2 separate regions of the Homo sapiens genome follow, and region 1 is linked to region 2. A link is an interaction called in ENCODE POLR2A ChIA-PET data of the cell type or tissue named here. Cell type or tissue: PC-9. All regions are shown on one strand.

Region 1 (5,000 bases), 240 kb before region 2:
ATTTGCAGAAATCGTTATATTTTTATAGGATGCAATAATTGGGTTTTCAAGCTTTTTTTTTTTTTTTTTTTTTTTTTGCTATGGTTGTGAAGCAACTACGACACAGATTTAATGCTGCTACTCATCCAGATGACAGTGAGGTGAGGGGACTAGGGACAATTTTTTCTTCTCACACATTTGTTTTTAGCCATCTATATTTGCCTCAGTGTCTTGATACCATGGCGATAACTTAGCAACAGCTAGATACAAATTAAGGTAATCTGTCATACCAGCCTCTGATCATCAAAAGTTGGGAGGTAGGACACTGGGAAGAAAAATATAGATGTTTAATGGCTTAAGAAAAAAAAAGCTTGATCTCTCTGCTACCTGCTCTTGTCCATTTCTTCATCTCACTTTCATATATATCTGAAAAAAGAGATGACAATCTAAAAAAATTCCCAACCAACCCCAGTGTTAAAATTAATTAGATAAAATGAAATTTAAAGATTTCTTAAATAGGGGAAAAACAATACACGTTATCCTTTCTTGAACAGGAACTAATGATCACAAAGGTACAAAAAAAGTGCAGTGGCACGGTCTTGGCTCACTGAAATCTCTGCCTCCCATGTTCAAGCGATTCTCTTGTGTCAGCCTCCCGAGTAGCTGGGATTACAGCCATGCGCCACCATGCTGGCTAATTTTTGTATTTTCAGTAGAGTTGGGGTTTCACCATGTTGGCCAGGCTGGTCTCGAACTCCTGACCTGAGGGCATCGTCCAGCCTTGCCCTCCCAAAGTGTTGGGATTACAGGTGTGGGCCACCATGCCCAGCCCATAAAAAGTGTTTTGCAAAGACATTTCAAAGAGATTTTTCCATACTAATGGACATTCAATTTCTGTTGATGGTTGTTAGGAGGACAAAGTTACATAAAATATAAATACCTTTGGACTAGCAGACTTGTATGACATAATGGATTCTGCCATTTTAAAAGTCAACATACCATATAATGCCTTTCCCTATCTTTATCATAATTTATGTGCAAATCAGAGAAAGTAAAATAATTTAAAAGGAAGAATATAACATTTGGAAAGTAAATAAAATCTTGATTTTCAGGGCTACTGATTTTATTTCAAATACTTACCTAGAAAATGGTAAAATACAGCCAGGCGAGGTGGCTCACCCTTGTAATCCCAGCACTTTGGGAAGCCGAGGTGGGCGGATCACTTGAGGACAGGAGTTCAAGACCAGCTTGGCCAACATGGTGAAACCTCGTCTCTACCAGTTGAACAGAGATGGCTGCCCAACTTGTGTGCTGGCTCAGACGTGTGAATAGTGGCTCCCTGGAGTGCTGTGTTGAGGATTCTGAGGCTGAATGCAGTGGCCCTTGCCTGTAATCCTAGCACTTTCGGAGGCCAAAGGGGGACGCTTGAGCCCAGGAGTTTGAGACCAGCCTGGGTGCCATAGTGAGATCCCCATCTCAAATAAATAAAAAAATAAAGAGAGGATTCTGAGGGTTGGTAGGAAAAGGGCTGTGAATGATGAGTAAATGTCTGCTAGGACTGGGAGGGAGACTAGCGGGTAAAAGACTTGTTAAGTGAAATAGGGGGGTGATGGATAGGAAGGAGGGTGAGCCCAGAGCACCCGAAAATACTTTAAATTTATTTTGTCTTACATGTGATATTAAAATGAATCCGAATCTTATGTTCAACTCCATAATATATGCTTGGAATGCCACAAAAGTTTTGAAAAATCATTTGTAGTTAAAGTACCTAATTTTAACTTTGTGGAAGAAAAATGTTGCTAGACAATGTGCACGCTCCTTTTGTGGCTTCCACAGCACCTGGCAGGGTGCTGCATATCCTTAGGGTCTCTAGCCCCCATTTAGTGAAGCCCACACCTAGGGAATCATAGAAATAAAAATGTTTAAATCTGTGTATGATAATGTAAGTTCAGAGAAGTAACTTTTTTTTTTTTTTTTTTTTTTTTTTGGAGACAGGGTCTTTCTCTGTCACCCTGGCTGGAGTGCAGTGGTGCAATCTTGGCTCACTGCAGCCTCTGCCTCCCGGCTCAAGTGATTCTCCTGCCTCAGCCTCCCGAGTAGCTGGGACTACAGGCACACGCCACCACACCTGGCTAATTTTTGTATTTTTAGTAGAGATAGGGTTTCATCATGTTGGCCAGGCTGGCCTCGAACTCCTGACCTCAGGTGATCCGCCTGCCTTGGCCTCCCAAAATGCTGGGATTACAGGTGTGAGCCACTGCACCCGGCCCAGAGAAGTAACTGGATTGTCAATGGCAGAGCTGGGATCTGAAGACTGCAACTCCCACCCTTTTTGTTTTGTTTTTAGAGATGGGGTCTCATCATGTTGCCCAGGCAGATCTTGAACTGCCAAGTGATCCTCCCACCTTGGCCCCCTAAAGTGTTGGGATCACAGGCATGAGTCACCATGCCTGGCCACAGCCTAATTTCTTAACAAAGACTGTCTATGTTCTTCCAAAGTCCAGTACCAGGGTTCCTTGAGATTTAAGATTTGGCATTAAATTCATGATCTGAAAAAGGACTTTGTGGCCACAGAGGACAATACAGTAACTATTGAGTTGGCAATTTCAGTATTGTTGTTAAAAATAACAACAACATAGTTTCTGTTTGGGGTGATGAAAAAGTTTTAGAAAAAGATAGTGATGATGGTTGCACAACAGTGTGAATGTAGTTAATGCCACTGAATTGTACACTTAAAATAACAAAAATGAATCATTTATGCTATATATATTTTACCAAATAAAAAAAGTAAAAAAGTAAAAAATGATGGATTGGGAGTCTCTGAGCCTACTCTGGCTTGGGAGGCTGCCTGGAAAAAAAAAAAAAGAAAAAAGATGGATCATGGAAAATTAGATTAATTAAGGTAACAATTTTCCAAAATTTGATCTATATATTGAATACAATCCCTACCAAAATCCCAAAATACCAGCAGGCTCCATTTTTTTTTTTTTTTTTTTTTTGGTAGAAATTGACAAGCGGATCCTAAAATTTTTATGGAACTGCAAAGAACCCAAAGTAGCCAAAACAATTTTGAAAAAATTCCCTAGGGGGAAATCTGAATAAGACTGATAGATTTTATCAATGTCAACATCCTGGTTGGAATATCATATTACAGTTTTGCAAGATGTTACCATTGGGTGAAACTGTAAAGAGTACTATATTATTTCTTTCTTCTTTTTTTTTTTTTTTTTTTTGAGACGAAGTCTTGCTCTGTCACCCAGGTAGGAGTGCCTCAGCCTCAGCCTCCAGAGTAGCTGGGATTACAGGCATGCGCCACCAGGCCCGGCTAATTTTTGTATTTTAGTAGAGACCAGGTTTCACCATGTTGGTCAGGCTGGTCTCAAACTCCTGACCTCAAGTAATCCTCCTGCCTCAGCCTCCCAAAGTGTTGAGATTACAGGCGTGAGCCACTGCACCCGGCCTTTTTTTTTTTTTTGAGACAGGGATTCACTCCGTCGCTCAGGCTGGAGTGCAGTGGTGTGATCTCGGCTCACTGCAACCTCTGCCTCCCGGTTTCAAGTGATTCGTCTGCCTCAGCCTCCTGAGTAGCTGGGATTATAGGCATGTGCCACCATGCCTGGCTAATTTTTGTATTTTTAGTAGAGATGGGGTTTCACCATGTTGGCAGGGCTGGTTTTGAACTCCTGACCTTAAGTGATCCAGCACGCCTGGCCGGACAACAGGCAATTTCTAAAACATTAAACATAAATGTATCATGTGACCCAGCAATCTTACTCCTGGAGATCTACCCAAGAGAAATAAAACATTTGTCTGCACAAAGACTTATACTTGAATGTTCCCATTATTCAGAATAGGTAAAAGAGGCAATCCACATGTGAATCAACTGGCCAATATGTCTTATATCCATACAATGGAATACTATTTAGCAATAAAAAGGGAGGAAATAATGATACATGAGACAACGTGGATAAAACTCAAATACATTATGCTAAGTGATAGAGAACTAGATGCAAAAGACTATGTATTCTATAATTCTATTTATAGATAATGTCTGGAAAAGGCAAATCTATAGAGACAGAGGGTAGATTGGTGGCTGAACAGAATTAAAGGTGGGAGTAGGAGTTGACTACAAATGGACACAAAGGATCTTTTTTTTTTTAATTTTTTGTTTTTTTTTTTAGAGATGGGGTCTCACTATGCTGCCCAAGCTGGTCTTGAACTCCTGAGCCCAAGTGATCCTCTCATCTTGGCTTCCTAAAGTGCTGGAATTACAGGCGTGAGCCACCGTGCCTGGTCTCTTTTGGTTTTGGAACTGGATTGTGGTGATAATTGCACATCTTTGTAAATTTACCAAAACATCATTGAATGGTACAATTAAAATAGGCGAATTTTATGGTGTATAAACTTACTTCAATACAGCTATTTTTTTTTTTTTTTGAGATGGAGTCTTGCTCTGTTGCCCAGGCTGGAGTGCAGTGGTGCAATCTCGGCTCACTGCAAGCTCCACTTCCCGGGTTCACGCCATTCTCCTGCCTCAGCCTCCCGAGTAGCTGGGACTACAGGCGCCCGCCACCACTCCCAGCTAATTTTTTTGTATTTTTTAGTAGAGATGGGGTTTCACCATGTTAGCCAGGATGGTCTCGATCTCCTGACCTCGTGATCTGCCTGCCTCAGCCTCCCAAAGTGCTGGGATTACAGGCGTGAGCCACCGCGCCCGGCCCTAATACAGCTATTTTTTAAAAAGAATGCAATTAAAGCAGTTCTAATCTTCAAAAAAATAGGAAGAAAGGAAAGAAAATCATGGTATAGAACTGCATAAATAACTAGAAATTAGGAAGCTCACAACAAATTGGTCATACTCTATATATGCCAGTGGATTTAAGTTAGGAATATTCTATCTGTAGTGGCCTTAAAACTATAGCCTTTGAGAGCTCTGATGCAAGGTGGGGTGAGCTAAAGGAGGGGTACATTCCACTATCAGTTCTGGCCTCTTACCAGGTGACACCTCTTGTTAAGTCACC
Region 2 (5,000 bases):
GTGTATTCACTGTTATATCCCCTACACCTTTTATAATGTCAGGTGCGGGAGGTAAACAAAAATGGCTGAAAAGCTAATACTTTTTTCTTTCCTTTTTTTTGGCCGTGAACCACCACCACCACCACCATAATAATTAAAGTCTTGAACCCAAGAATTGTTAGTGAGGGCACAAATTAGAACACTCTGAAAATATTAAAGAGCAAGAATTAAACACTGGTGACCAAAAGGATATGGGCAATGGGGAAAAGTAAAAGCAGGAATCTTTTACAGTATTTCAAAAATTACCATAAAACTACAGCAATAAAGACAGTATAATAATGGCATAAGGGACAGACAAACAGATCAACAGAATAGATTTGAGAGTCCAGAAATAAAAACTTATATTTGGTCAGGTGCAATGGCTCATGCCTGTAATTCTAGCACTTTGGAAGACCAAGAACGGGAGGATCACTTGAGCCCAGGAGTTCAAGACTAGCCTGGACAACATAGTGAGACTCCCTCTCTACAAAAAATAAAAAATTAGCTGGGCATGGCAGCACACACCTGTAGTCCCTACTGCTTGGGAGGCTGCGGTGAGAGGATCATTTGAGCTTAGGATGTCGAGGCTACAGTGAGCCATGATTGTACCACTGTACCCCATCCTGAGTGACACAGCAAGACTCTGTCTCCAAAACAAAAAACAAAAAAACCTTAAATTTATGGTCAGTTGATTTTTGACAAAGACGCAGAGTTCAATCAACAGGGAAAATAATATTTCCAATAAATGGTATGGGGACAACTGGGTAGCCACATGCAAAAAAATAAAGTTGGACCCTTAACTCATACCATATACAAAAATTAACTCAAAACAGGGCTGGGTGCAGTGGCTCACATCTGTAATCCCAACACTTTGGGAGGCCGAGGCAGGCAGATCATTTGAGGCCAGAAGTTCAAGACCAGCCTGGCCAACCTGGTAAAACCCCCATCTCTACTAAAAAAAAATTAGCCAGGCATGGTGGTGTGCGCCTGTAATCCCAGCTACTAAGGAGGCCAAGGCAGGAGAATCATTTGAACCCAGGAGGCGGAGGCTGCAGTGAGCCGAGATCATACCACTGTACTCCAGCCTGGGTGACAGAGTGAGACTCCATCTCAAAAAAAAAAAAAAAAAAAAAAAAAAAATCAATTCAAAATAGATCATAGATCTAAATATAAGAAGGAAAACTGTAAAATGCTATTTTCTACATAAAAGTAAATCTTCATAAGATTAAGATGCTCTTAGACACAGCATGAGAAACAAAATAAAAATTAGATAAAGTGGACTTCATCAAAATTAAAAATTTTGTGTATCAAAGGACACCATCAAGAAGGTGAAAAAAACCACCCACAGAATGGGAGAAAATATTTGCAAACCATGCCTCTGAGAAGGGACTTGTATCTAGATACAAATAAAGAAACTTTCAACTCAACAATAAAAAGAAAAATAACCCAGTTAAAAAATGGGCAAAGATATACAAATGGGCAACAAGGACATGAAAAGATGTTCAATGTCATAAGCCATTAAAGAAATGCAAATCAAAGCCACAATGACACCAATTTACACCCATTAGGATGGCTAAAATGAAAAAGACCAACAATAGCAATTGTTGATGAAGATGTGGAGAAATGGAACCTTCATTCATTAATGGGATTTTAAAATCATACAGCCAGTTTTGAAAAGTTTAAAAAGGTAAAACAAAGTTACTATGTGACTCAGCAATTCTACTCTACATATACACCAAAGAGAAATGAAAACATGTATTCACACAAGAACTTGTAAACTAATGCAACAGAAGCATTTTCATAACAGCCCAAAAGTAGAACCAACCCAAATATCCATTAGCTAATCAACTGTTACACAAAATGTGGTATATATTCATACACTAGAATATTATTTTGTTATAAAAAGAAATGAAGTACAACATAGACGAACCCTGAAGATATTACACAAAGTGAAAGAAGCCAGGCAGAAATGGACAAATATTCCATAATTTCATGTATATGAAACATCCAGAGTAGGCAAATCCATAAAGACAGAACTAGGGGTAGTGGGTAAATAGGTGGTGATAATTAACAGGTACCGAGGTTTTTTTGAGGGGAGTGGTAGAAATGTCCTAAAATTAGATAGTGGTAATGGTTGCACAACTCTGTAAATACACTAAAACCCACTAAACTGGCTGGGCGCGGTGGCTCACGCCTGTAATCCCAGCACTTTGGGAGGCCAAGGTGGTTGGATCACCTGAAGTCAGGAGTTCGAGACCAGCCTGGCCAACATGGTGAAACCCTGTTTCTATTAAAAATACAAAAATTAGCAGGGCATGGTGGCGGGCGCCTGTAATCTCAGCTACTCAGGAGGCTGAGGCAGGAGAATTGCTGGAACCCGGGAGGCAGAGGTTGCAGTGAGTCGAGATCACGCTATTGCATTCCAGTCCAGCCAACAAAAGTGAGACTCTGTCTCAAAACCAAAAAAAAACACAAAAAAACAAAAAAAACCCACTAAACTGTATACTTAAAGAGGGTGAATTTTATGGTATGTAAATTGTATCTAAATAAAGTTGTTATTAATATTAACACACACACACTCACACTCACACAACTTGTAGACTTTTGAATAGATCATTCTCCCCCTGGTGCTTTCCGTCTGACTGATGCAAAATTCTCAATTTCCGCAAATAAAAACACAAAAACTGTCCAAAATTTATATAGGTCTGAAAGTTAATTTAAGGAATTATTAGAATATAAAGTCCTTGAAGGCTACAAAAATATCATAGTTCTACTTCCCTTCTTCATACTATTTTATACACAGTAAGTGCTCAATAAATGTCTGCTCAAATGAATCTTCAAAAAGAGATTAGGGAGCTTAAATGTTCAGAAAGAAGTACTTTTATAGCAAGGCTTTCCAGGTGAATACTGACCTCTGAATTTCATCTCTTTATTTAGTCTTTGGCCAGTTTCTTTAGGAAGAGAGATCTGAGAAATCTTTAGAACATGACCGTAATATAGAAGATACTATAATTAACCTTCCTGCATTTTTAAATTAAAAACATCCTTCTGCCTATAGTCCCAGGTACTCAGAAGGCTGAGGCAGGAGAACTGTTTGAGCCCAGGAGTTTGAATCCAGCCTGTGAAACATAGCAAGATCCCTGTCTCTTAAAAAAAAAAAAAAATCTTCATACAGAAAACCTCTATAGCAGAGTTAATACAAAACACAAAAAACATCCTGTTATCCTCTTGGATCAGGGAATGAGGTACGCTGGTTAATACCAATTGACTACATACAGATTAGTACTTACTAAATGAATGGGAACAAAATCACAACAAGATCACAATCTTTCATGGATAAATCAGAAAACATTTGGATATGTTACACTGCCTTAGGGTCATTGTTATAATCAACTATCATTATTTACTATGTTGGACTGCTTTTGCCCATGTACTCAGTAAGGAAGTTTCAGTTGAAGTAATACTAGGCAGACCAACTTTTACCACAGGACATTAAAACCAAGAGAACTGACAGCTCAACCCTAAAAGCTGAACATCTTTTTTTTTCTCTCTCTTTTTTTTTTTAAATAAAATAGGCAATTCACCTGTCTGGATCTTTCCTCAAATCTGTTTCCAGGTCCTGCAAAGTTTACCTTTAAAAAAGCATGATTGTACATGAGCAAAAATACATGGCCTAAATATGTGTCAGGCTTGCTTACTGGAAGAAGGGATATAATTTCCAGAAAAATACAGTAACATGTCTATAGAAAAATCATATGTAGGATGTAAAGCTCTTACAAATTAACTGTTAAGTAAACAGAATTTCTGCCTTAGAACTTCATTAACTATGTTAAATGAAGGTAAGTTTAGCCTCCCTTTCCTCATCCTCTTTATTCTCTAGTGTGTCCTCTAAAAAGGCATCTTTGAGAAAGGAAGCTACAAATTTTTGTCCTTAAAAGTCAACTCAAACACATTTAAAGAAACTAAGATTGTATTAATTATTTAATAGTTATGTATATTCACTAGGCAAAGAATCTGGCACTGAAAAAAATGATCCACTTTTCTTCTGGGTTCCCATATACAGGAATCAAAATAATTTACAAAGATTTGTACAATGAGGAACAGTGGACTCAAAAATTCAAACTTTGTGATATTAAAAAGTAACTTCATGTTTATTAGATGTAAATAGTTTTACATTGTATATGTCATTTTCTAAAAAAAAAAAAAACAAAAATTGACAATTGGATCCTATATTTAAGTGTTATCTGAACATGTCACAGAACAATGTTCTAAGGCTCACAGCAGGATTAGGCTTACATTTAAATCACTGACATTATTTGGTAATTATTCATCTTGGATAAAATCTAATCTGACCATTCATGTCATAAAACCAGAGTCCACAAAGTTGGAAGGTATCCAAGAACTCACTAGTGCAATCTCCTCATTTCATAAAAGAACAAAGTAGGGCCAATCGAAGTTAAATAATTTGCCCCAAATGCCCAAAGATCTCAGGATTAGGGTACAGCAGACTGCAAGCTATACTACTTTATCAATGAAGCTAACTAAATCCCATTTGACCAGAAATAAATATTTTCCAAAGGCTTAATCAATTTTGTTCTTTCATCAGAGTTTGGAGGAAAATATAAAGATCACCTAGCAATCACTTTTAGTAATATGAGAAACCTTCAAAATATTTCTCTAGTACATAAAACAATGCAAAATTAAAGAAACCACAGAAGTCCAAAGCTAGGGTTGTCCCAGCTATCCTTCTCCAATAGCAACAAGATGCACAAGAATGTTACATCTAAATTTGACTTAAGGAAAGGAAAATCACATACAGAGCAACAGAATAACTTAATCCACAAGCTGCTTCCTTCTCAAATAAGTCTGAAGGGTTTGTCCATTTTTCCACCAACCTGTTGCACTCTGCTTTGGTATTTCTCCACCATTGCGGTCCACACATTCCCAAGGAGGGTCTGACTACTTAGACCTTGACATCTGGA

What was found. ChIA-PET counts read pairs that join two places held together with the same protein. Peaks named below come from ENCODE experiments on the same cell type or tissue, not always from the same donor. Only the 100,000 strongest peaks of a DNase experiment are listed, where the experiment ranks them.
Region 1: POLR2A ChIA-PET joins it to region 2 with 12 read pairs; 2 of 35 experiments call an interaction of 5 or more read pairs at or near these places.

What each region holds. Positions count from the first base shown.
Region 1 is chr6:107,141,738-107,146,737 of GRCh38, forward strand. No RefSeq gene overlaps it. Among named protein-coding and RNA genes, the nearest start is that of BEND3, 29 kb to the left of the region's middle. In PC-9, no CTCF peak of the experiment used is centred here; a DNase peak (open chromatin) is centred at 3,124.
Region 2 is chr6:107,382,169-107,387,168 of GRCh38, forward strand. All of the region lies in intron 1 of PDSS2 (decaprenyl diphosphate synthase subunit 2), which reads right to left. Among named protein-coding and RNA genes, the nearest start is that of PDSS2, 75 kb to the right of the region's middle. In PC-9, no CTCF peak of the experiment used is centred here; no DNase peak of the experiment used is centred here.